Regions from separate parts of the Mus musculus genome. Here regions 2 and 3 are each linked to region 1. Evidence: chromatin loops called from intact Hi-C (ENCODE). Cell type or tissue: heart. All regions are shown on one strand.

Evidence for each region. Hi-C counts contacts between places; a loop is a spot of excess contacts. Peaks named below come from ENCODE experiments on the same cell type or tissue, not always from the same donor. Only the 100,000 strongest peaks of a DNase experiment are listed, where the experiment ranks them.
Region 2: a loop joins it to region 1, with 7 times the contacts of the local background. A loop is called at or near these places in 5 of 42 quality-filtered maps.
Region 3: a loop joins it to region 1, with 5 times the contacts of the local background. A loop is called at or near these places in 5 of 42 quality-filtered maps.

What each region holds. Positions count from the first base shown.
Region 1 is chr10:20,405,275-20,413,274 of GRCm38, reverse strand. Pde7b (phosphodiesterase 7B) reads left to right here. Exons shown (of 12, transcript NM_001347366.1): 9 at 135-279; 10 at 2,836-2,932; 11 at 6,067-6,147. Among named protein-coding and RNA genes, the nearest start is that of Mtfr2, 61 kb to the right of the region's middle. In heart, CTCF peaks have their summits at 4,672 and 7,662 (motif pointing left); DNase peaks (open chromatin) are centred at 3,904 and 4,744; H3K27ac peaks cover 1,675 bases.
Region 2 is chr10:20,483,833-20,491,832 of GRCm38, reverse strand. The region is part of intron 1 of Pde7b (phosphodiesterase 7B); the gene reads left to right. Among named protein-coding and RNA genes, the nearest start is that of Pde7b, 60 kb to the left of the region's middle. RefSeq lists an enhancer at 3,066-6,931. In heart, a CTCF peak has its summit at 868 (motif pointing left); DNase peaks (open chromatin) are centred at 1,322 and 4,772; H3K4me3 peaks cover 717 bases; H3K27ac peaks cover 1,826 bases.
Region 3 is chr10:20,504,316-20,512,315 of GRCm38, reverse strand. All of the region lies in intron 1 of Pde7b (phosphodiesterase 7B), which reads left to right. Among named protein-coding and RNA genes, the nearest start is that of Pde7b, 40 kb to the left of the region's middle. In heart, a CTCF peak has its summit at 7,316 (motif pointing right); DNase peaks (open chromatin) are centred at 2,305, 4,055, 4,415 and 6,725; H3K27ac peaks cover 601 bases.

The DNA.
Region 1 (8,000 bases):
TGAGGGACTGGGGTACTGTGTGATAAACACATTAAAGGCTAAAGAGTCAAGCCACGGGGTGGTGCAAGAATCGATCACTCTGAGTGGGCTTTGCTGTGTGAGTGTGACTCTCTCTTTTGTTCTTGGGGATGCAGACAGGATATCGAACAGCAGCTGGGCTCCCTCATCTTGGCCACGGATATCAACAGACAGAATGAGTTTCTGACCCGCTTAAAAGCTCACCTCCACAATAAAGATTTGAGACTGGAGAATGTACAGGACAGACACTTTATGCTTCAGGTAAGCAACAAAAGCCACCTAGCCTGGCCAAGTGAAAACACTTAGGGATGCAATCAATGATTTTAGCACGTTTGAGGAGCTGCAAGCCATGGTAAAGAGTCGTGACCTACTTTGTTAAAAACTCTGAAAGACATGCAGCTGTTAAGTGCTTTCCAAACAAGCAAAAACAAGGTTTCAGAAAGTGGAAAATCTCTCGGTTCTCCTTGTTTGGCAACTGCCTCATCACAGAGTAACCTCAATGGAAGGTTGCATGTACCAGTAAGCATACAACCCTTTGTCTTAGTTACTATTCTATCCCTGTGAAGAAAACGTTTAATTGGAGACTTGCTTACTGTTTCAGGGGGTAAGTCCATGACAGTTGTAGCAGAGAGCCTGGCAATGTGCACAGGCATGGTACTGGAGCAGCAGCTGAGAGCTTACATGTTGAGACAGTAACATGGCAGAGAGAGGAGGAGAGGGGGAGAGGGGAAGAGAGAACTGTGAATGATGTGGGTTTCTGAAACTCAAAGCCTGCCCCCACTAACGCACCTTCTCCAACAAGGCCACACCTCCTAATCCTTGCCAAACAGTTCCACCACTGGAAACCAAGCATTCATGTATATGGTCATATGGGGATCTACACCCCTGTATAGGTACTACTTTACAAAAAAAAAACCACACTGCTAGGAATCACACCCTGGAGGGATGGCCTTCACCAGGAATGACACAACGAGTCTAACCCTTTCTGCTTTACCCCATGGCAAGAAGCCACTTATGATGCAAAAAGAGGGATGTAGTCAACCTAAGAACAAAAATTTGGCCCAGTGTCCAAGTGAGAGCCTTCTTCATGTTTTCTCTCATCATCCTGGTCCCTTTGGCACAGATGACTGCATGCCCAGGGATGGACCCGGAACTTATCTAGACAGACCAACGTTAACCAGATTCTGAACCATAGTCATTTTGTTCCAGGCCTTTACATTGTAGCTACCCAAAGAGCTCAATCATGCAGGAACTACTCAACTTGCAGGTGTAGAACTATACTCATCCCCTTCTTTCTAAACCAGGATTCTAAATACTTAAAGCTTAGTACCTAAGTGCTTAAAGCTTAGTACCTGAATGCTCAAGGATGAGCCAGATGTTGACTTAAATGGCTCAGAGCAACTTGTAACTGAAATATTTAACCCTGCATTTCAAAAGAAACCCTTGCTAACTCAAAGGAATCTTTAAAAAATCCCCAAAAGGACTTCTGCCCCTTACCTAGCCAACACATGTGCTGGTGCCCCTTCTAACCAAAGAGTAAACAAGTAGATTTATATGCTAGTGCCATCTAAGGCTCTCCTAGACCCCAACACTCCTGGCTACTCTGTGGTCTAAAGAAGTATGTCAGAGCAATAAACACTGCTAGTGGGCAGGTCTCCAGGCTGCCGTGTCTTAGTAGTTGTTGGTCAAAAAGGAGAACCTTCTTATATGGGAATTCAAGAGAACTCTCCGAGAATCATCACTACTAACAAAACCAAACAGACACCCCAGATCCAGAGCAATATCTAGCAACCCAAGACGGAAACACAAGATTGCCAGGTTTAATATGACTTAGTAGTATCTTGGCTGGCAGTCTAAGCATGTTTATACTACACAGACATGTACATGCAAACACACTTTAAGACATACACAGAGAGTGTCAACATGAGAGTATCTTCCATCTGAGACTGAACTGACAACCAGGGAGGCTGCATGGATCTAACCTAGGTCCTCTGTAGATTCGTTATAGTTGTATAGCTTGGTGTTTTTATGGGACTCCTAACAGAGGGAGTGGGGGGCTGTCTCTGACAGTTTTGCCTGCTTTGGGGACCCTTTTCCTCCTACTGGGTTGCCTAGTCCAGCCTTAATATAAGGGAGGTGCCTAGTCTTATTGAAATTTGATATGCCATGTTTGGTTGATATCTCTGGAAGGCCTGCCCTTTTCTGAAAGGAAATGGAAGAGGAGTGGATGTGGATGTGGAAGGGAGAGGTGGGGGAGATGGAGGTGGCAGGGGGAGGGAGGGAGGGAGGGAGGGAGGGAGGGAGGGAGGGAGGGAGGGAGGGGAAACTACCACCAGGATTTAATGTATGAATAGTTTAATAAATTATTATTGTTTTATTATAATTATATAAAATTAATATAATTTAATAAATAGAATAATTTTAAAATTCAATGGAAAAAATAAGAACAGTGACTTTCAGTGATCATATTTGAGTCTGGCCAGATCCCTGCAACAACCTGTCTCAGAGGGATAGAATAACATAAGGAGCCAGACCAGGGCTTTCATTGGCTTGCCCACCTGAGTCCTCTCCAGTGCCCTCGAATGGTGACTGTTCTCTTCTCATTGTTATAACGTGGGGGGTTCTGAATGAAGGGCTTTGTGCAGTTGTGAATAACAGTTGTCTCCTGAAGAAGCATGTCCGGGAAGTCCTCTGTAAACATGGGCTTGGTACCTGAGACAGACTGACGGACCTTGCAGCACCTTTGGCTTGGGTACATTTGCAAATGAAAGAACATTCTCTCTGACCGCCCTGTCTCTGTGCCCTGTCCATTCTCAGATCGCCTTGAAGTGTGCTGACATTTGCAATCCTTGTCGTATCTGGGAGATGAGCAAGCAGTGGAGTGAAAGGGTCTGTGAGGAATTCTACAGACAAGGTTGGTAGAACCCACAGCCAAGGCTTCCTCTCCCTGCCTCCTTTTGGACAGTTCTCCCAATAAAACAGGAGCGGCTAACATCAATCCTTTCATCTACTCTAATTATCCTAGCCTTCTCCTTTAAGTTTCTTGTGACTCATCCAACCCTTTCATGGGGAAGAAAGATTTAAATAAATATAATAAATATCACAGACTTATTATGGAAACAGGTAATAACAACACAACACAATGAATCAAAGCAAGATGCACATACACATACAGACACAGACAGCCATATATGTGTGTATATGTATATATATTCACATATTTGCAGAGACACATACAAACAGCCGTGTGTGTGTGTGTGTGTGTGTGTGTGTGTGTGTGTGTGTGTGTGTCCTGTGACTGTAACAGTATGGCAGACAAGTTTGATTTTTGCCCTGACCTTCATTTGAATGAGCTGAGCACAGCCTGAAGGCTAAGCATTGTTTTTAAGTCAATGTCTTCCATTCTGAGAGAATAATTCAGAGCCTTTTGTATGCCTTTTTCTCTGGTTCTTAAAACTTCCAATGATACAGGTCAAAGTTAGCCAAGAACTAACAAGAGTTTACAAGAGTTAGACCATTTGAATTCAGTTTCAACAATAACACATGTGGGTTTTACTGTGGAATGCTGAATGGCCCTAAGGTAGACCATAATTTTTTTTCAAAGGTTACCTTCCTTCATAAGGAAGGCAATAAATCGGCAAGCAGAATCTTGATGCTGGGTGGGAAGTAGGCCTTTACACACAGGCTTGATTCTTCAGGCTGGGTTTCAACATTCACAATGTTTGCTCGGGCACCAGCAGGGCCCTCGTGCTAGTGACAGCATCAGGTTTAAGAGTCTGGGAACAAATAAAGCTCGAAGTGTCCCACATACCAGCTCTGTGAGGAGGTCAGACAGCAACAGTGAGCCTTTTGGAAAAATGTCCACTGAAAGATGTGTCAGTGACATCTCGGTGGTTCCAATGACAGACGACAGAGTAGGGCTGGGTTCACACAAGGCCAGAGACTCTGCTCACTGTCACAGTCTGGGAGTAAAAGCGCTCACGTGACGTCTGTGCCTCTGGAATTTCATGTGCAGTCAACATGAGTCATGAGAAGTTAGAATCGCAGTTCTCGTTGGCCAAGACATAAAGTCTCCACTGAGAACAAAAGTAAGCATGGTGAAGTTGGCGCAGAGAGGGTTTAAAGTTAGGCTGAGTGCTTGCTTCCCGGTGTGATACATAAACTATTGAAATAGCAGCAGGAGAGAAGGCTAGGACTACAGTATTGAAGATCAAGATTCTCCTCTGGCCCACTTGCCTCTGATCCCATCATGGGCTATGATTGCTGTCCATTGTGGTTTAAAGCTTTGATCTGCCCATCGGACACTTAATTCAGACTCTAGGCGACTTGGGGACAGTGGTTGCACCACTTGGGCAGACACAGAGTTCAGGAATCAAAGTTACTAACTACAAGGAATCGATGGCATCGGGCAATCAGGTTACTATGTTTCTTTGCAAAAACCTGCCCTAATGAGATGCAGCACAGTTACGTAGAAAGACCGGGAATGTTTGCCACCACGGTCACTAGGGAAGAGCTTTCACCTACACTGCAGATCTCCCAGCAGACCAAGGAACCAAGGAACTGACTTGTTCCCTTTCAGTTAAGGGCCCTGCAGTCCAGACATCCCGTCTGCTTTGAGAAGAACAGACTCTGCTCATCGGAACTATCTTTTTCCCCTAGTGGATGTCTTTTAACTCTATAGGAATGACTCCTGTCATCTTGATGAGCCCCATCTGGCTTTTGCTTGTGGATCTGGACTCAAATGCCAGCTCATCTCCCCAGCAGCCAGGCTTCTTTCAACAGTTCTTAGTTGTCGCTGCTGCTGCTGCTGCTGCTGCTGCTGCTGTGAGACAAGGCCTTGATATTTAGGAGAGGCTGGTCTCAAACTTACACTCCTGCCTCAGATCCTAGGATGTGAGGGCCACTATGCCCAGTTAGGACAAACATGACAGATATCATGCATCACATTAAACAAACAAAAAATATCCTTTAAGTTGAGGTTTCAGGTACAGGGTTGGGTGGAGAAAAATGGCAGCTTATGAATTAGGAAAACTGTGAGGTCAGGTATTCCTCCCCTCCAGTCCTCAACGCTTTAAAAAGGTTCTTTGTAAATATGGGTTGATATGTCCACAAGTAACCTAGTTTTCCAGAAGTTTTTATTAAACATCCACTCTATCTTTGTCTAATCCTCAGTAAAATGTATTTTTATATGAATAACTCTGCATGGTATGTTACAGTTGCCATCAAGAAATATGGCTGGTACCATTGTAAGACCCCAAATGCTAATCTGCAACATTCCCAGAGGAGAGACTGTTGAGTTTTCCTCTCTGTACTTTCTACATTGGTTAGTAGAATTCTTGAAGACAAGTGTTTCATACTTGTCTGGTGAGTAAGAGAAAGAATAAAGAACACCTCACAGAAAGACAGGTAATGGGACAGGCCTGTAATGGAGGGCTCATTGCTCTCCAAACTATGGTATCTCTGAGGCTCATGTGGCTTAGCTAAATTTTAATTAATTATAATGTAAAAAGAAATTAAAATTTTAGTTCCTAGTGTGTTGGACATGCTTCAGAGAGTCCCCAGAATAGAGTGTGTAGAAAACTTTTCTATCACTGAAAATGGCAATGGTACCTGCCACCAAGACTGACAACCCATGCTCAATCCCCAGATTTGACATGTTAAAAATAGTCTCCTCCTACTGATTGTCCCCTACCTACACACACACACACACACACACACACACACACACACACACACAAGAGAGAGAGAGAGAGAGAGAGAAAGAGAGAGAGAGAGAGAGAGAGAGAATAAATAGATGCAATTTTTAAAAGTTTGTCCCACTGTCAAGCATACCTACTCAAAGGAGCCACTGTTAGGGATTGTTGATGCCCTGTGGGTTTGTCTTTAGGCAGCTCTGTAAGCCAGTGGTCCTAAGGGGTTCATGAATATTCCAAGGGAAGCAACAGTAACCCCCAGAACGATTTCCTCCAACTGGATCATTAAAGTTTTTGATACACATTCTATGAACTCTTAAATTGCTATGTGTTTCTTGTTCTTCTTTCTTCTTAGGTGACCTTGAACAGAAGTTTGAACTGGAAATCAGTCCTCTTTGTAATCAACAGAAAGATTCAATCCCTAGCATACAAATTGGTGAGTTGAAATCTGGGTTTTGTTTTGTTTTGTTTTTTTAATAATCAGCTGAGCATCCTCTACAAAGAGTCTCAAAATAATAATAATAACGATAACAACAACACACAGCCTTCCAGAGATCTAAATGGCTGGGGCCAAACAAACACTTTAATCATGACCAACCTTTTAGAAAATTTTCATTTGAAAAATCAAAACAATTAAGGAATGGAGTTTGTTATAGATCTTTAACTAACTTAACACTAAGTTCCAGTGTCAACATTGTGATTTTAGAATAGAGTGAAAATCAAGAAAGATTTGGTAGTGCACCCTATAATCCAAGTACTTGGGGTGATGAGCTGCTAAGATCGTATATCCAAAGCCAGCATACACTTATGTAGCAAACTCAAAGCCAGATCGAGCTGCCTAATAAGATCCAGTATTGAAAGCCAAGAACTCAGAAGGTGGCTTAGAAGTACAGCACTTGCCTGCAGTATGCAAGGCCCTATATCCATCCCTAGAGCTACAAAAAGAACAGAATCCATGTGCTGGAGCCATGACTTGGTCAGTAAGTGTTTGCCAGGAAAACTCCAGGTTCAGGGAGAGACCTTGTCTTGAAGTACAAGGAGGACTGGGTGAGGAGATGGCTGCCAGTAACGTGCCTGCCTCACAACACACAAACATGAAGATCTTTGTGTCTAAGAAGTCAGGCCCAGAAGCCAGCACTGGGGAGTTCCAGAGGCAGCAGAATCCCTGACAGACATTCCCTGACCTGCTGTCCTAGCTGAATTAGTGACAAACCCTGTCTGTCAAAATGGTGACTGGGTAAATGGCTCAGTAGTGAAGAGCATGTAACTGCTCCTGCAGAGGACCAGAGTTTGGTTGTTAACACCCATGGCCTGTGTCTCACAACTGCCTCTGTGGGCACACACACCCACATGCCCATACCCACACACAGGTACACATACATATATAAAAATTAAAAGGAACTATTTTTTAAAAAAATAATTTTTAAAATAGGTAGAGTGTAATCTTGGGAAATCATCCAGTGTATCTCTGGCTTCCACACACACATGTGCACTCACACAGCCATACATGCACATGTATGCACATACAAACAACATACATGTACATATGCATGCACATACATATTCACACATGCATACACACACCAAACAGTAAACAATAGTGGTAAAGAGAGACTCAACTGAGAAAGACACCCATTATTGGCTTCTGGCTTCCCACTGCATGCACACATATGTGCATACCCACATACACATATTCAACCGCATGCACACACAGAAACATACCACACATACAAAAAAATAAACTCTAAGTCAAACTGAATTAGACATTCACAGCCTCTTCAGAGCTCAGAGGGTGGAAATCCAAATGAATCAGGCTTTAAGACCCTTCCCATGTGAGCTAAGTGCTTTAGCATCCTTCAGGGTGTGTCCTTAACCTTTATTCACAACAGTTAAATCCATGGCCTAGTCCCTAGGCCTGAAATCCTAGAGCCCTGCTGTCCCCTTGTGGCCAGATGACAGTGTTTCTCCACTCTCTACTTCAAACCACATTTCTGTCCTGAGCTCATGAAACCACACTCCCTTTCAAGTGTCAACCATGGCAAGCAGCCCAAGTGCGGTCTCATTGCATCCACAATAATTTTTGCTTTATCTAATCACATTACACATAAGGTCTTCATGCAAATCAAGTGGGCAAACTTTTACTTGCTTCACTTTAGTGAAGGAAATATTTTTGCTCTCCATCTTAAGACATGAATTCCGTCTACATATAAAGCTAGCCTTTCTTCTCCTGCAAGCACTTCTGTTAAAACCAAGCACAGCTAGGCCTCTTTTCCTCGATGAACTCCATCC
Region 2 (8,000 bases), 79 kb before region 1:
ACCATCTGTACTTGGTCCCACAGACTCACATGGAGAAAGAAAAACAAAGCCCCAAAGTTGTTGTCTGACCTCCCCGGTCATGCTGTCACTCACTCACACACACACACACACACACACACACACACACACACACACACACACTCACTCACATACACGTACAATACATGGATACACATACACATAGAGATAAAAATTCTTAATGTAAAAAGCCAACAATAAAAATTCAAAAGAAGAGGCCATGAGTTTGAAAAGGAGTGAAGAAGGATTCCATGGGAGGAGTGAGGGAAAAGGGAGAGAAGAGGGAAATGGTGTCATTAAGTTTTAATTTTTTAAAATTTAAAATAGTAACCCACTGGAGATCTGCATATCGCCCCTTGAGTATAGTCCTCCCAGTTCTCCAGTTTGATATGATGGCCACAGGAGCAAATCCAACCATTTTCCTACCTGCTCCTTTAGTTTAAATACATATTTTTAAAATAGCAAACAAAGTAACAGGTTTCATTATGACATTTTCATAAATAATTTCTACCTATTTTAAAATCATGTGTGCGTGCATGTGTGTCTGCACATACTCAGAGGACAGCCTCAGTTGTGAGCTCTTGCCCTCCTTGTCTGAGGCAGGCTCTTGTTCTCCTCTGTGTACACCAGGCTAGCTAGCCTAGGAGCTCTGGGAACTCTGTCAGTGTCTCACTTCTCACAGTAAGCACACTGGGACCAGACACATACACTATGCAGACCCACTCTGCATGGGTTCTCAGAATCTGAACTCGAGTCCCCCCACTCACCTCCCACCAAGCCATTTCCAGTCTGCCACCTATCATCTTGCCACATTGTCTCCTATGACAGAAGTTTACTCTCTGCCCCCTCCTGGTGGCTTCCTCCTACTTACTCATCCCTTGTGCTATAAGACAGTAATTGCTACTGAGTTACCTAAAGCTGCATTCTTGGCCCTCTTCCCCTCCTCCCCTTCCCCCTTCCCCTCCTCCCCCCTCCCTCTCCTCCTTCCCCTCCTCCCCTCCCCTCCTACTCCTCCTTCCCTCTGTGAACAACTTCATGTAGGCCTGTAACTTTATCTTTTTGCATTTACTTAAAATTATTTTATGATTTTTTAATTATGCTGTTGACTCTGTGGGTTTTTCCCAAATATCTTGCTTTAATTTTTCCATGGCTCTCTTTGATTTATGAAGTTATACCTCCGTCTGAAACAGTCTCTCTGAACCCACACTACTGCACATTTTCCTCTGAAGTCGCAGTAGTGTGTCCAGAGCAGCCAAAGTCGAGTGAGTGAAATGAGGTCCCTAGAGCATTGCCTTTTTCTGTGATAACACAGTCATCCACTGTGCAAGCCAAAACTTAAGAGTCATCTTCAATATTTCCCTCTCCCTTCGACCTACCGAGCCGTTCCTCATAGCATTGTGTCTGTTTCTCTACTGACATCTCTAACTGGCCTCGGGCTCTCTACCGTCTTCTCTCACCTGGCCTACTGCAGCTCCCCTCCAGAAAAGGGAAGTCCTTATATATGTCTTAACATGGAATTAATTAGCTTTTGTTGCACTAGCCAAAGTTGCAGTGCTGGGTTTCTGAATAGGACGCACTGTCCTCTTAAGGAGGTTAAGCGCCCTAGCTCCATAGCCTAAGGCTACCTGGGGACTCCTTACCACTACACCCATTCAGCACAGTTATCAGCTAGCATCAACACCACTTACATCAAGTGAGATTTATAAAATGAAGGACAAGAACTAACTGCTTTTTGGCAATTCTCTTTTTCTGTGATTGGCACAACCATTTAATTATGCAGTATAGAGATATTGATGCATATATATATATATGTATATATGTATGTATATATGTGTGTATATATGTATGTATATATGTGTGTATATATGTATGAGAGAGAGGCATTATCCTGGAGCCTGCTCTCTCTAATTCGCTTACTTGTTTCCTCATTATCCTCTTTCTTGGCCTCTTTTGTCTCTCTCCTCCTCTATGTCTTCTCTGGTAGGTTTTTGGGTTTTTTGGGTTTTTGGGTTTTTTGGTTTGGTTTTGTTTTGTTTTGTTTTTTCCAGGAAGCTACCATGATCATTTCTGAAAGTGACACTTCTGATTTCAGTTGTTTACCTGTATTCACAGAAATCTTGCTTATCTGAGTAAGGTTCAAATAATACTTCCACCCATTGTCTCCCTTTTAAATGCAATATTTCTGCTTAACCTAAACATTAACTATCAACAATGCCATGTGACTTTTCTCTTTTAATTCAGATGGAAAATGGTGGAGAACTGTTTTAAACTGGAGTATTTGTGACATGTACTTTTATACAGTTTCATAAAGTTTCACAATGCCACTGAGAGAGGAACCTGGCCCAAATAGTCTGGGAAAATCGTGAGACTCTCTCTGATTGACACTGTATCTGCTCCTTGGCCTGATTCTCTTCCCAGCTGTCAATAATCTGAGAGCCAAGAAGCTAACTTACATAGCTGTGTCTCCACTTTCCCTCCTACTTTCAAACATTCGGTTTAATGTTTAATATTTAATGATCACTTGTGGAAATGAACCAAATTAGACTAGAATCCCCTCCAAGTCTGGTTAAGAACTGGCTGTCTGATACTCAACCCTTAAAAGCAGTACTTAGCTGCAGATTGCAAGATAATGTAACCCACACTGTTTGGAGCTCAGGGCTCTTGAGCCAAGGGCTGGGACACACAAGCCGTAGACTTCTGCTACTGCCATCTCACTTCACCTAACCAGGTATGTCCAGCAAAGAGGGAAGCAATACAGACAGGGAGATCAGGCCCAGATTGTTGCTCTGTATAGCATTCTGGGTAATTGAGAGTAGCGCACCAAGCTCTTAGGACTGCCTGGTGTAATACGACTCAGTCACTTACCAGCTCCTGGGGAGGTTGTTGTGGGAACCTCAGACTCAGATGTGTCAAGTCATCCAGACAGCTATTGGTAGCAGAAGGGAGCACCTCAGAATATAAGAATAGTGACCCCCTCCCCCCAAAACTAACTTTTTGGGTACAAAGCACTATGCTGAGCCCTTTGTATAGAGATTTCTATATAAAGTAGCAGGCTTAGCTTTGGAGAGATACTGGAGGTGAAGGCATTGTCCAGGAAATAGTGTGCCACTTACAACGCTGCCAAGGGAGTTTTCTTACTTAGTGCAGATCCAGGTGGCTTGGTCCCTGAGACACCACCTCAGGCTGTTCTCAGTCCTCACAAGAGCTCTTTCTCAGCTCCTTGGAACCCTGCTAAGGCAATCCTGCTACTACCTTTGCAATAGACTGTTTTAATTAGGCTCCTGTATTCTCAGGGATTGGAACTTTTTTTTCCTCTGAAACACTACCAAGTTGAAAAGTGAGGACAGCTCCTGTTGCTGCTAGTCTGGGTAAGAGCCTGCCTTACCTGTTCTAGAGACTAGCATTCAAGTCCCAAAATACACTTTTGTCACCAGGCATTTAATAACCCTAAGCTAAGGTTGCAGAGTGTATTGTTTAGTAACGTTTAGTAACATTGTTCTTTCTTTTATGCATGCAAAGAAATTATTTTTGCTTCTGTCAAAAGCTTGCTTTCTGGACAACTGTCAGTTTCTTTTTGCTACGTAAATGATTTCCAACAATGACCCAGAAATGCATAGTTTCTGAAACAAACCAATCAAAAAGCTGGACCGTTCTACTTAGCCCATCTGATAGACAGTCCTCTGTGGTTAGACAGAGCCTGCCGCAATTGAAATCCTCGGAGGAAACACCGAGTCTAGTCAGCTGCACTGGGTCTCACATGTAAGACAACACTCCTCAGACAATAATCTCTGACTGAGTTAAGTACACAGGCTGTTTACAGTATCTCATAAGTCCACAGATGTTTCAATTGTACAACTGTTAAGCTAGCTAAGAAGTCATTATTTTTCTCCCAACATAATATATTTTATGGATTACTTGGGAATTTCATACAATGTACCCCAATCATACTCAGTTCCCATTACTCCCCAGTCCACCCTTCCACTCTTGTGTCCTCACCCCCCCAAAAAAAATTTTTTTAAAGTATACCAGGTATAATTTGTGTTGCCCATATATTTATCCGAGCATGGCCAAACCCTTGTTAACCAAGACCTTTAGCAAACAAGCCTGCATTGGAGCCCAGTGTATCATGATGAGAGCCCATGTCTGAGGTGTGCAGACCTGGTTCTCTGTCTTCATGACTGGCAACAGGGCACAAGGAAGCTCAAGAAAATGGCTTTCTACCAGAGTATCATTTTGTCCACCATGTTTTGGTTGCTGCAAAGTTTCTCTCTTTCCTTCTTTCTTTCTTTCTTTCTTTCTTTCTTTCTTTCTCTCTCTCTCTCTCTCTCTCTCTCTCTCTCTCTCTCTCTTTCTTTCTCCCTCACTTTCTCTCTCTCTCTCTCTCTCTCTTTCTTTCTTTCTTTCTTTCTTTCTTTTATGCCATTGCTATCTTCTTCAGATTATTATTGATACCCCTGCCATGAGATCCCACCCCATGGTTCCTGAAACTTGTATATAGCAAGATCATCACCACCATCTTTCTTCTCCTCAGACGCAGCAGGAACACTGTTGCTCGCTCCCTTTTTCAGGCCCTCTGCTCACCCCAAAATGACCTTGGAAGCACTTGATGGGGCAGGAGTCTGGTTCTTGTCATATGGCCCATGTTTCAGCCACTGTAAGCTGTCACCACTGTCAGAGTCTCCACCCTTCTCTGCCAGTTACATAAGAGGCCACATCAACGTCCTTCCCCTAGCACAGCTTTTATTAAACAGACACCACAAGAGAGGCCAAGTGGGCAAGAGGTCCATCCGGAGCTACGTCCCCTGTGGGGCTGGGGACTGTCTCTGGGTCTTGGCTCCCGAAACGAATGACTCAGCTCAGCCTCGGCCTGCGTCTGCAGCCTTCAGGACCAAGGACGACATGTTGTGCTTTCAGCTCCGAAGGAGCAAAAGAGCAGCAGTCCTTTCAAAAATAAGAATTCCCTTGCTGTTTGCTTCCTTTTGGAACACAATAAGAACAGACCGAGGACACGGCTCGGCTGTCAACGCTTCCTCCCGGCTTCCACCGCACCTTTCCTTTGCCAGGAAAAAAAAAAAGCTGCTGATGTTAAACAAGGGTTTAATGAATAGTCAAAATAATTGTTTAGCTTGGATATAAAACCCTAGGTAAGCAGACGGTTGCCCAGACCAGGGGCCAGCAAGAACAGCTCTGAAAGGACTACAAGGACGTCACTTGTTCTGTCCTAAGGCCAGAAGCCCTGTGGCCTCAGCTCTCCTGAGGACAGCCTTACACAGTTATTTCTCTTCTCACCAGCGTTATCAGTCAACATCAGAGGGGCTCGTGGAATAATGAAAGATTACTTCATATATACATATACATATACATGTGTATATATGGAGCTATCAAGAGGTTTAAGAGCCATTATCTTCTCAGAGTACAGCTGGAGCTTCACTAACATAAGCCCTGAAGCTGGATCTCCTGGGTATGTGGTCAACCTGGGCCATTGCTCCAGTTGATGCTGTCTATTCTGTTCTGTTTTTCTTTCTCATAAATTACATCCTGACTGTAGTTCCCCATCCCCTCCTCTTCTCCCAGTCCCTTTCTTCCTGACTTCCCCTCTCCCAGAGATCCACCCCGCCTCCATTTCTTAAGTAGGCCTCCCAGGGATATCAACAAACATAGCAGAAAAGGTTACAATAAGATTCTCCCGCACAAACCCTTAGATCAAGGCTGAGTAAGACAACCCAGTAAAAGGAAAAGGATCCCAAAGGGCACAAGAGTCAGAGGCCCTGCTCACACTGTCAGAGGTCCCATAAGAACACCAAGCTACATACCATAGCACATCTGCAGAGGACTTAGGTCAGACCCATGCAGGCTCCCCAATTGTCGGATCAGTCTATGAACCCCTCTGGGTCCTAGTTAGTTGATTCTGTGGCCTGTGTTCCTGTGGTGTCCTTGACCCCTCTAGCTCCTACAATCCTTCCTCCCCACTTCCCTGAGCTCTTGGAGTCTATAGTTGTTTTGTTTTGTTTTGTTTTTTAAATTTAGGTGTCTTCACTAGCAACTTGTTTGCTGTTGACCCTTTTCCCCTAAGTTGAGGGGTTCATCATGAAAATTCTGCTCAACTGAGAACTCAAATAAGTTAGTTATAAACCCCATCAATTCTAGTGAATAATGTTTGGCTGGGCTCTTTGCATCTGCTCCTCTCAGTTGCTGGGTGAAGCCTCTGGTGATGACTATCTAGGCTCCCATCTACAAGTGTAGCAGAACATCAATAGAAGGCATTTCAGTTCATTCAGTTCATTACCTTTTTCCCCTGTCAGGTTTGGTTCTATCCCAGGTCTCTGGGCTACCCAGCCGCTGATTCCTGGCCCTCCAGACAGTGACAGGCATAGGCTACTTCTCACAGAATGGGTCTCAAGTTGGACCAGTCATGGACTGGTCACTCCCACAAGTTCTGTACCACCTTTACCCCAGCCCATCTTGAAGTCAGGACAAATTGTAGGTGGAAGGCTTTGTGGCTGGGTTGGTGTCCCAGTATCTCCACTGGAAGCCATGCCTGGTCACAGAAAGTGGCTACTTCAGGCTCCATATCTCCTATTACTTGGAGTCTATAGTTGTTTTGTTTTGATTTTTAAATTTAGGTGTCTTCACTAGCAACTTGTTTGCTGTTGACCCTTTTCCCCTAAGTTGAGGGGTTCATCATGAAAATTCTGCTCAACTGAGAACTCAAATAAGTTAGTTATAAACCCCATCAATTCTAGTGAATAATATTTCTAGTAATAGTTTTCCATCCCAGATTTGAAAGGAACAGGTACTGCGTTGCTACAGAACAGGAGTCAGTATCTTATTCCTATAGCCATTTACTGAAATGCTCTTTGAAAAAACATCTATTTGACTGAATCCTGGATTTCTCAGGGTGATAGATTCAGCAATATTCAGTCTGCAGGAATTATAACAGCCATGCATCTGATTTATTGTCATGTAGGAATCAGAGCATACAAGAGCTAGTCCTCAACAGTTTGTACAGTTCTCAGTGCAGACAATATGAGAAAGAGATCAAGAACATGGACTTGGAGCAGCTCTGAGTTTAAGCACAAGTTCTTAATAACCTGTTTAAGTTTGGGCACATCAAATTTCCATTGGCTTTCATTTCCTCTGCCACAAAATGTTCTATTGACAATAATAATAAATAATACCTACTTCAAGTTGTTAAATTGATAATGACAATGTAATGATAATGCGTATAAATTCTCAACCTAGTCCAAGTAGCCAATCAATGTTTGTGAATAATAATAATAATAGTAAAAAATTATTAATAATATAGTTAGTGCCAGGCAGTGATGGCACACGCCTTTAATCCCAGCACTTGGAAGACAGAGGCAGGTGGATTTCTAAGTTCAAGGCCAGCCTGGTCTACAAAGTGAGTTCCAGGACAGCCAGGGCTATACAGAGAAACCCTTTCTCAAAAAACCAAAAAAAAAAAAAAAAAAAGAAAGAAAGAAAGAAAGAAAGAAAGATATAATATAGTTGGTGAATAGTTATAATAACAATAGTAATAATAATAGTGAATAAAATAGTTAGTGGAAATGTAATTTTCACATATCACAGCATCCTCAAAATAAAACTTGTAAAGGGGGCAAACTTGCCGTAACTGTTTAAGTTAAATGTTATAAAGATGGACTTCAAAGCCATTATAGACGTACCTAATGGTTTTCATTTTGACAAAGTACTGGTCCTGTTAGTAAGGGAACCTAGTGGTGTGCTGTTTCTCTCTGCCTCTTCTGCTACGTTGTGCTCTCTCCGGTTTCCTTAAATCTAAAGTCTCCCATGCAAGGTGCCCCTGTGCTTCTCATTCTTCGATGGGCAGCAGAAATGAAGCCTGTCCAAGGTTTTAAAACCAATGTCAATATCACGCTGATATTTTCTGAGAGAACGATAGGTACCCTCATACCTACAAATTCAAAATCAATTCTTTGACTACTGAAAGAAGATACTAAGAG
Region 3 (8,000 bases), 99 kb before region 1:
AAGGGGAGCCATGCTCCTTCATCTTTCGCTCAGGCTCACCCGATCCACGCTGTGCTATATATCTGAGTGTTCAGATTTGCAGTGCTGATGCTTTACCACTTAAAAACCTCATCCCGTGGCTGGGAAATGACAGTGCTTGCTTTGTAAGTATAAGGACGTTGAGTTCAGGTCTTCAGCAGTTGCATAAACATCAGCGTGTAGTGGCACATGCTGGTAATCCCAAAATGGGGAGGCAGTCAGGAGAATCTTGGGGGATTCAGTGATAGCCAAGCTAGTCAGTTAAGGAGTTCATAAACAAACCAACAAGCCATCTAGTACAGGGCAAGGCGTAACTATATATTGCTATTCAAGGCCCCTGTTGTGCCTAGTTTTTGATACCAGTCTTCATTGCTCAGTTACATATCTTCTCTAATTGTGCTTCCTCTGTGAGCTGTGTCTCCCATTAGAATGACCTCTGAGCATGATTCTCTCTTTGAGAAGCATTACCAGGGAGACAAGACACATCCTTACGGGATGGGAAGCTACCTTGGGGAAGACATGGCTGCCCAGAGGCAAGGAAAACCGACTGTGGCACCAACTACAGTGGCTCTGTGTCTGGCATTCTGATCCTGTATTTTGCCTTTTGCATTTCAATTCCTGAATCTATGCAGTGGTAACACATTGGACATTACTGTTAAGAGGGCAGACAAATAAGGAAAGTTGAGAGTACCTGGTTGCTACTCAAGCCCAGGACAAGGAGCAATAAAAACTGAATGAACCAACAAGATCAAACGGAGACATCAATAAGAGGCACATTTGGAGGATTGAGAGGCGACAGGCAGAAACAAGTGAGTGAGGTTCACTTCTGGAAACCATTAAGTTCCGGGACACAGGAGAAGCCTGGACCAAGGCTTGGATCCTTAGAAATTCACAGAAACAGAAGGCAATAGGACAGAGAAGTGTTATAAAACAGTACTGGCCCATCTAGGTCTCCACTTCACACCTCCAAGCAGAAATGTTTGTTTTCGAAGGAGAGCAAACTAGAGAAATTCTGGACAAATGAATATGGAGATCAAGACAAATTAGATGCATCATTCTCATCTCATGGAGATGTGTAAAACGGGAGCACCTGAGTTCTATAGCCACCCAGGGAAGTGACATGAAGGTCTTTTTATTTGGTGAACCCTAGACCAAGTGCTCAAATCATTCCACATCCCCAGTAGGAGTGGGTGTGGAATAAACCACATGTGGGTATGTGCCCTGCTCTCCGGTACCCATTGTCAGGATCATCTAGAAGCTGTGTTCTCCCAAACACAGGATAGAAGAAAACAGAGAATGAAAAAATAGGGGAAAAGGTAAAAAAACAGAACTTCACATTGAAGGAAAGAAGAACAGGTGACCAGAATAGCCATGACAAACAGATTTAGGGCTTTACACAGTATGAACATGAGTAGACCAATTTTGTGCCTGTTGTGTTCCACAATATCAATGTGATTCTCTCTTTGAGATGTTATTTCAGACACACAGAAAAACAAGCAAGCAAAAGTGAAATTATGCTTAATGAGGAAGGAAAATACAAATATAGGAGGTGTAAGATGTTAAGACTATCATGAATTTAAGACTTCACTCAAAATTATAATGATCGGGTATTAGAAATTAGGGGAAGGTATACAGGAATGTCATGCTGAGTATAAATTCCTAGTCTTTAGGTATCATAATAGGAAAATGGCAATAACAATACACTACTTATAAACAAGAAAGCCAATACAACAATGAAATCTCAGTCAGTTGAAGTAATTCCCAATACGGTGTGTCTAGAAGCTGGAATAGTGCTGAGAAAGGGAACTAGTTTGAGTTATGTTAAGTCTTGCAATGTTAGCTAACTCGGTTACTTAGCTAAAAATTAAAATTACAAGGGCTGGAGAGATAGCTCAATAGTTAAGAGCACTGGCTGCTCTTCCAGAGGACCTTGTTTCAATTCCTAGCACCAGCATAAAATAGTATTTTAATTCCTACTAAAGCATTAGGTCTTCCCAAATGCAAGTGGATTTTGAAAATAATTGTGAGGTTGTGTGATAGTCCCGTGCCTTTGTCTGTTGAAAAAGGTTCTACCAATCTGGATTTTTATGACTTAGAAGTACAGGATATTTCATCCAATTGTTATCTGAAATGAATATGAATGTGACTGGAGCGTCAGTCTGGCACATAGGTTTCCATGATCGTTAAAACCCAATGGAGTCATCCATTGCTAATTCAAACCTGGCCAGGCTTCCGGATTCTAATCTCATCCCAGGGTGAAGCGAGGTTAGCCACTGGATGGAATGTTCAGTTCAGTTGAATGTGAGCTGATTCCAAGCTTCATGTGAGCTGCATGCTCTAGGGTGCCAGGTGATGAACTAAAGAAAGAGAGGGGGAGGAGGGAGGGAGGAAGGGAGGGAGGGAGAAAGAGAGAGAGAGAGAGAGAGAGAGAGAGAATGACATGAAGCTGACATACATCTTAACAGTGGCCTGTGATCATCTCCTGCAAAAATACTCAGCTGAGAGTTGTCAATCTGCTATCAAGAAGATATAACTTTTCACTGTATTTCCAAGGAGAGCTCACCAGAGAAAGAATCCGATATCAGGGAAGGCTGAATATGAGGAGGTCTGTGCCTCTTTTAGAAGACGTTTGGTGGATAACTGTATTCTTAGAATGCCTTTTCAATACCTAAGACCAGCCGTCGATCACAGCCCATCTGACTTAAGGAAAGTGAACAAGAATGCTTAGCTAACAACTTGGTGACCTGTTCTTACCCCTTTCCTCTCCTCATTAACTCCCTGACACAGTTCAATATCAAAGAAAACTTTGATATCTGAGCATCTCAGCTCCAGATATGTGGTGATACCACAAGACTGTCTTAGAATTCAAATGGCTATAAAAAAAATTATAAAGATCTTTAAAAAAAAGAAGAAGAAGAAGAGTTGGTGCATAAGGAATACAAATGAAAGGAAGAGAGGTATTGTGGTTTGTTTGTTTTGTTTTTAATTAGTGATATCTAAACACATTTATGTGTCAAAACCTTCCCGGACTTCAAATACAGTTCTTTGGGCAGTATAGATAATACAATAAAGATAGCAGAGTTTATGCCTAGAAGTTCAATATACATTTTAAGTAATAGTATCAAACTTTTACGTTTGTAAGCATTTGTTTATTTTAAATAAAAACATAAAGTACAAAATCCTTGGACCCAGAAAATTTCTCTTTTGCTAGTATCTTTTCAGACGTCTCTGAATGGATACACATAAAATTTTATGTAAACAGTTTGGGGTCAAACTGTTGTCTAACATGGATATTGAAAAACTCTTAAATAATTAGACAAGCTTTGATCAGGCTTGGAAATACTCTGACTTTTTGTCCTGGCTTTTAAGATGTTACTTTGTGCTCTCAGTATATCTGTTTTGCACGTTAACATTCTATCTCCAAACTGCACTGCTTGATACACTAGTCATTATCCAAGTGTTTATTTAAGTTACTGAAAATTGAACAAAATCAAGTTTTTCAGCTCCTGTATTACACTGGCCACATTGAGATGTAGCTCAGTAGTGTGGATGACAGGTATGGAGCTATACAGTACAGAGTCATAGCATCACTGTAGATATGTGTGGGACCGGGATGTATTAGAAACAGATGTTCCCCAGACACAGACCACTGAAAGGCTGAGGTTTCTTTTACCCACCAGGGTTTCCCAAGTATTTCAAATTTTGAGTCTTGCCAACATTACACAGGGTTAAATCTCAACTTTGTCAGCCAGAAGTCACAACCACTTGGACGAAGAGGCAAAAAGAAAGATGTCCTTCATTGCTGCAGGGATTTCTCAGGGAGCATGACTCCCAGATGCTCTGGTGACCAGAAAAGCTCTCTCCTTAACGCCATACTCCCTTGAGATATCACAGTCCTTGCTCACTGGGATTGAGTGTGAAGATTTAGTGGTCTGCTCCCACTAGACCGAGATGCATCACACATAAGCATGGGAAAATCACCCCAAATGTCAGAATATAAATAAAACAAGGCCAATTAGAGAGCAGCAGGGTCTGGGAACCGGATCTAACCAGCCACCCACCCACCTGCAGGTCCCCGGATTTTAACGCTCTGACAGTGGGGGTGGGGCAGGATGAGGATCTAAAGCTCCATGTGTTTAGCATGATGTTCTCAGGCAGAGCAAACAACCTTCCCTCTGCTTGGGTCCCTGGAGAGCAGAACACAAAATCAATTTCCAGACTTTTTCCATTAATTTGAGAAGATAAACTTTCAAATTTTTGGACTTTATATTCAGTCTGAATAAGCCCCTGACGTTCTATGCTCTCCAAGGTCACACAAGTCTCCCCTCCCCCACCCCCAAGTCTCTGGAGGTTAAAAGTTTGGCAATGAGAACAAACATTCCCAGAGAAGATTTCTTATCCTTCCTTCTTCCACTTAAGATTTCATGTCCCCCTCCACCCCCAAACGGCCTTCCAGGCTTTCGTTCCACACGCCTTCCTCCAGTCCCAGAGAAAGCACATGTTGAGCAGAAGGAATTAGCAGAACAAAGAGAGATCTTCGGTTTCTATGGGTTTCTATGGGTTTCTATGGGTTTCTATGGGTTTTCCAAACGGTTTGGCTCGATTTGAAGTCTGCAGAAGATGTGAACTCACCTCTCACTTTTCTCTTCTTACAAAGCCTCCTATGGTCTGTGGGTACCTGTTTGTCATGGTGAGTTATCCAACTGCCATGCTAAGGAACAGCCTTGGGAGGGACTAGGGCCTTTATTTTTAATGTGTTCATGTCTTTGCTTAATAAACATGTGTTCAGCAGCTGGTATGTGCTAGGGGAAGAGCTAAGTTCCATGTTTACAAACAATAATAAGAAATGGCTCCTGTTAGCCAGGCACAGTGTACAGACCTGTGCACTTGGCTGAGGCAGGCATTAGGGCCAGATGGGGTACATAGTGCAACCCTGTCTTAAGAAAAGAAGGAAGTGGGGGGAAGGAGAAGACAGAAAGAGAGGGGAGGTGAGAGGACCAGCGTGGAGAGAGAGTCCTGTCTTTAATGAGTTCTAGTTGAAAAGAGAAGTAACATGTGGTAAGTGCCAGGACGGAGCCCTGCCCAGAGGAGGAGCATCCTCTGCAAAATGGACAATGGGCTTGTGGTCCAAGATGGCTCCCTCCAGAAGAAGGCATTTGGTCTGAGTTTAAAAAGTAGCTTAAGTTTATCTCACTGTGAGGTCAGGTGGAACCTCTCAGCACAGGGACAAAGAGGGGGAAATGTGTGTGGCATACTTACTTCTCATTACAAAAAGTTGCTTCTCAGATCAGCATTCTGTTCTCTGGGCTTCAGCAAAGTGACAGACAGTAAGGCGACAAGAGTTTGACAGGGTCAGATGGAAGAGTGTGTCACTTTCAGGGAGGCTGTCGTGGCTTAGCTGCCTGGGATGGGCAATGGGAAGAATGTGAAGGGAGAGGGAGAGAAAAACGATGCCTAGAGCACAGCTAAAGTTGCAGTCAAGGACAGTAGGAAGTACAGTCTTCAAGATGATGACTCATGATTGGAAGGATTTCAAAAACAATTGGGTAATTAAAACATTAAATAATCAAATACTCATTTGAGATTCATTTTGAGGGAGAATACTTATTAGTAGACTCTCTACCCCCACCTAAAGTATGCACCAATATTCTTAAGGAACGAAAAGAAGTGGCTTTTCTACGTGTGGCACAGTTAATCCTCATTACAAAAAGAAAAAGAAAAAAAAAATCACCTCTCAGGTCAGTGCACTGTTCTCTGGATTTCAGTGATCCTCCCGAAAGAACCAACAAGCGGGGCTGGTGAGATGGCTCAGCAGTTAAGAGCGCCGACTGCTCTTCCACAAAGGTCCTGAGTTCAAATCACAGCAACCACGTGGTGGCTCACAGCCATCTGTAACCAAATCTGATACCCTCTTCTGGAGTGCCTGAAGACAGCTACAGTGTACTTACATATAATAAATAAATATTTTTTAAAAGAAAAAAAAGAACCAACACGCAAAGGAATCTAACATGTCAGGGCTTCATTTGCTACATAGAAGATTTTTTAATTTTTGTCATGACAAGACCCTTCCATCCACTTAAACACCTGTCTACCGAGGTTTGCGCTGCTGAGCATCAGACATAGAACAGACAGAAAGCAAGGCAGGCAGGCGCCTGTGCTTAGGCTGAGGCAGTTCTGAGTTCAAGGCCTGCCCAGGACACATAAGACTTGATCTCAACAACCAAAATAATATCAGGAAGAAGGAGAGGAAGGGTAGGAGTCAAATTCTCAGCCTATTTGTGCATTTTTATGAATGTATATTTTTTAGTGTTTATTGGTGGCGTGCTAGTTATTGCCCTCCTTGGTCACAGCAGCAGCTCTCAATCTGTAGCATAAATAGGAATTGTTTGGACGGCCTGGCACAGAGTCTATGATTCATGGTCTATCAGAGAAGAAGGGCCATTGAATTTGCAACTCTAGTCTCTTGTGCTGCCAGCGAAGCTAGCCTGAGAACTACACTCTCTGAGAGAGAGGAACTGTGAAGCAATGTCAGGCTCTTTCCTGTGGTCTTACAGTATCCACAGCACGGAATTGACGTCAGTGGGAATTACGCAGCCCTCAAAGGTGTCATGCGGAGGCCTTAAGTGTTTATGTACTCCTGCCCCTCCCCACGCAGCTCCTGCCTCCTGTTTTTCAGTTGCATTCCCCAATGGGCACTGCTGTTGCTGTTTCCTCTTAAGTTGCTGCAGTTACGGCTCCTTATGAGGTCAAACGGTCCCCGCTGGAGAGCTTTGCCAGCTGGGAGCAAACGTTCCTCTATCTGAACTTCTGCTGTTCTCCCTGCATTTAAAGCATGAATAAACTAATCTCCTGACCATCTGGAAAGGGAGGCAAGAACTGCCGAGTATTAGCGACTCTGAAGAGGCTGTGGTGGTCAGCATAAGGCCAGTCATGCACTTAGCCTGTACCACAATAAAGATAAATGGGTAAGAAATTGCCTTGTAGTAGCATTGGGAATCTAATGGTTCAGAAATTGCTATGCTTGTAAAAAAAAATTTTTTTTTTCTGTCAGTGGGTTTAAATCATGGTTCTTGTGTAGGCAAAGTCTTTTTTTTTTTCTTTTTTTTCAAAATAATACTCAGTTTTTCCTGGCTTTTGTCTTCAGGCATACACTGTTTTCGTTTTACATATGAGAAATTCAAGCTTGAAATTCTTGAGTAATTAGAGTATCAAATGAAGAAAGTAACAGTAGTGGAAAGAAGGGACAAATGTAGAGAATATTGTCAAACAAATAATAAAAGACTAGGTTTCTCCAGCAGGGGGCTTGCGAGACAAGAAGAGATTATTGGGAAAAACAAAAACAAGTTTTATACCATTGGATCTGTTTGCCTGCTTTCTTGCTTGCTTGCTTTAATCAAGAGACTGGTGACATCAGTTCCCAACATATGGAGATTATAAAATGATTTCGTTCATGTAAAAAAAGAAAACTGAGTTATACTTTGCATGTCCTGGTGACAATGGGTTGGCCTGTTTTATTGTTTTATTTCAAAACAATAAAAGTGTTTTTGAAATATTTGCAAATCCATGACTGGCATTTTGGTGAAAATGTTGACTTAGATGACAGTGTTTGGAGACCCTTACTAATTATTGCTAAAAATCGATAATGGAGGCCTTCTCAATAGTGACCTTACTAAGACAGTGTCCATGAGAGGTCAGCAGGTTGAGTAAAGAAATCTAATATTCCTTCCAAAAGAACAAACAGGTTCTCCCAGCTTCATTGTTCTGCCCAGTGTAAGCACTGTTCCTAGAACACAGCATGAGGCTAGGACCCTGCAGAGACTCCCAAAGTGCCCAAGTGTGAACCCATGCCTGTGTGTCTGCATACACATACCTGAAGAGAAAATCTGACACCACTGCATGGTCTTGAGGTTGAACTAGTGGTGTTTTGGGGCCTCAGGAAAGCATAATGGAGCAGTCTGCTGTGGCATGTTAGCTGCCGTTGA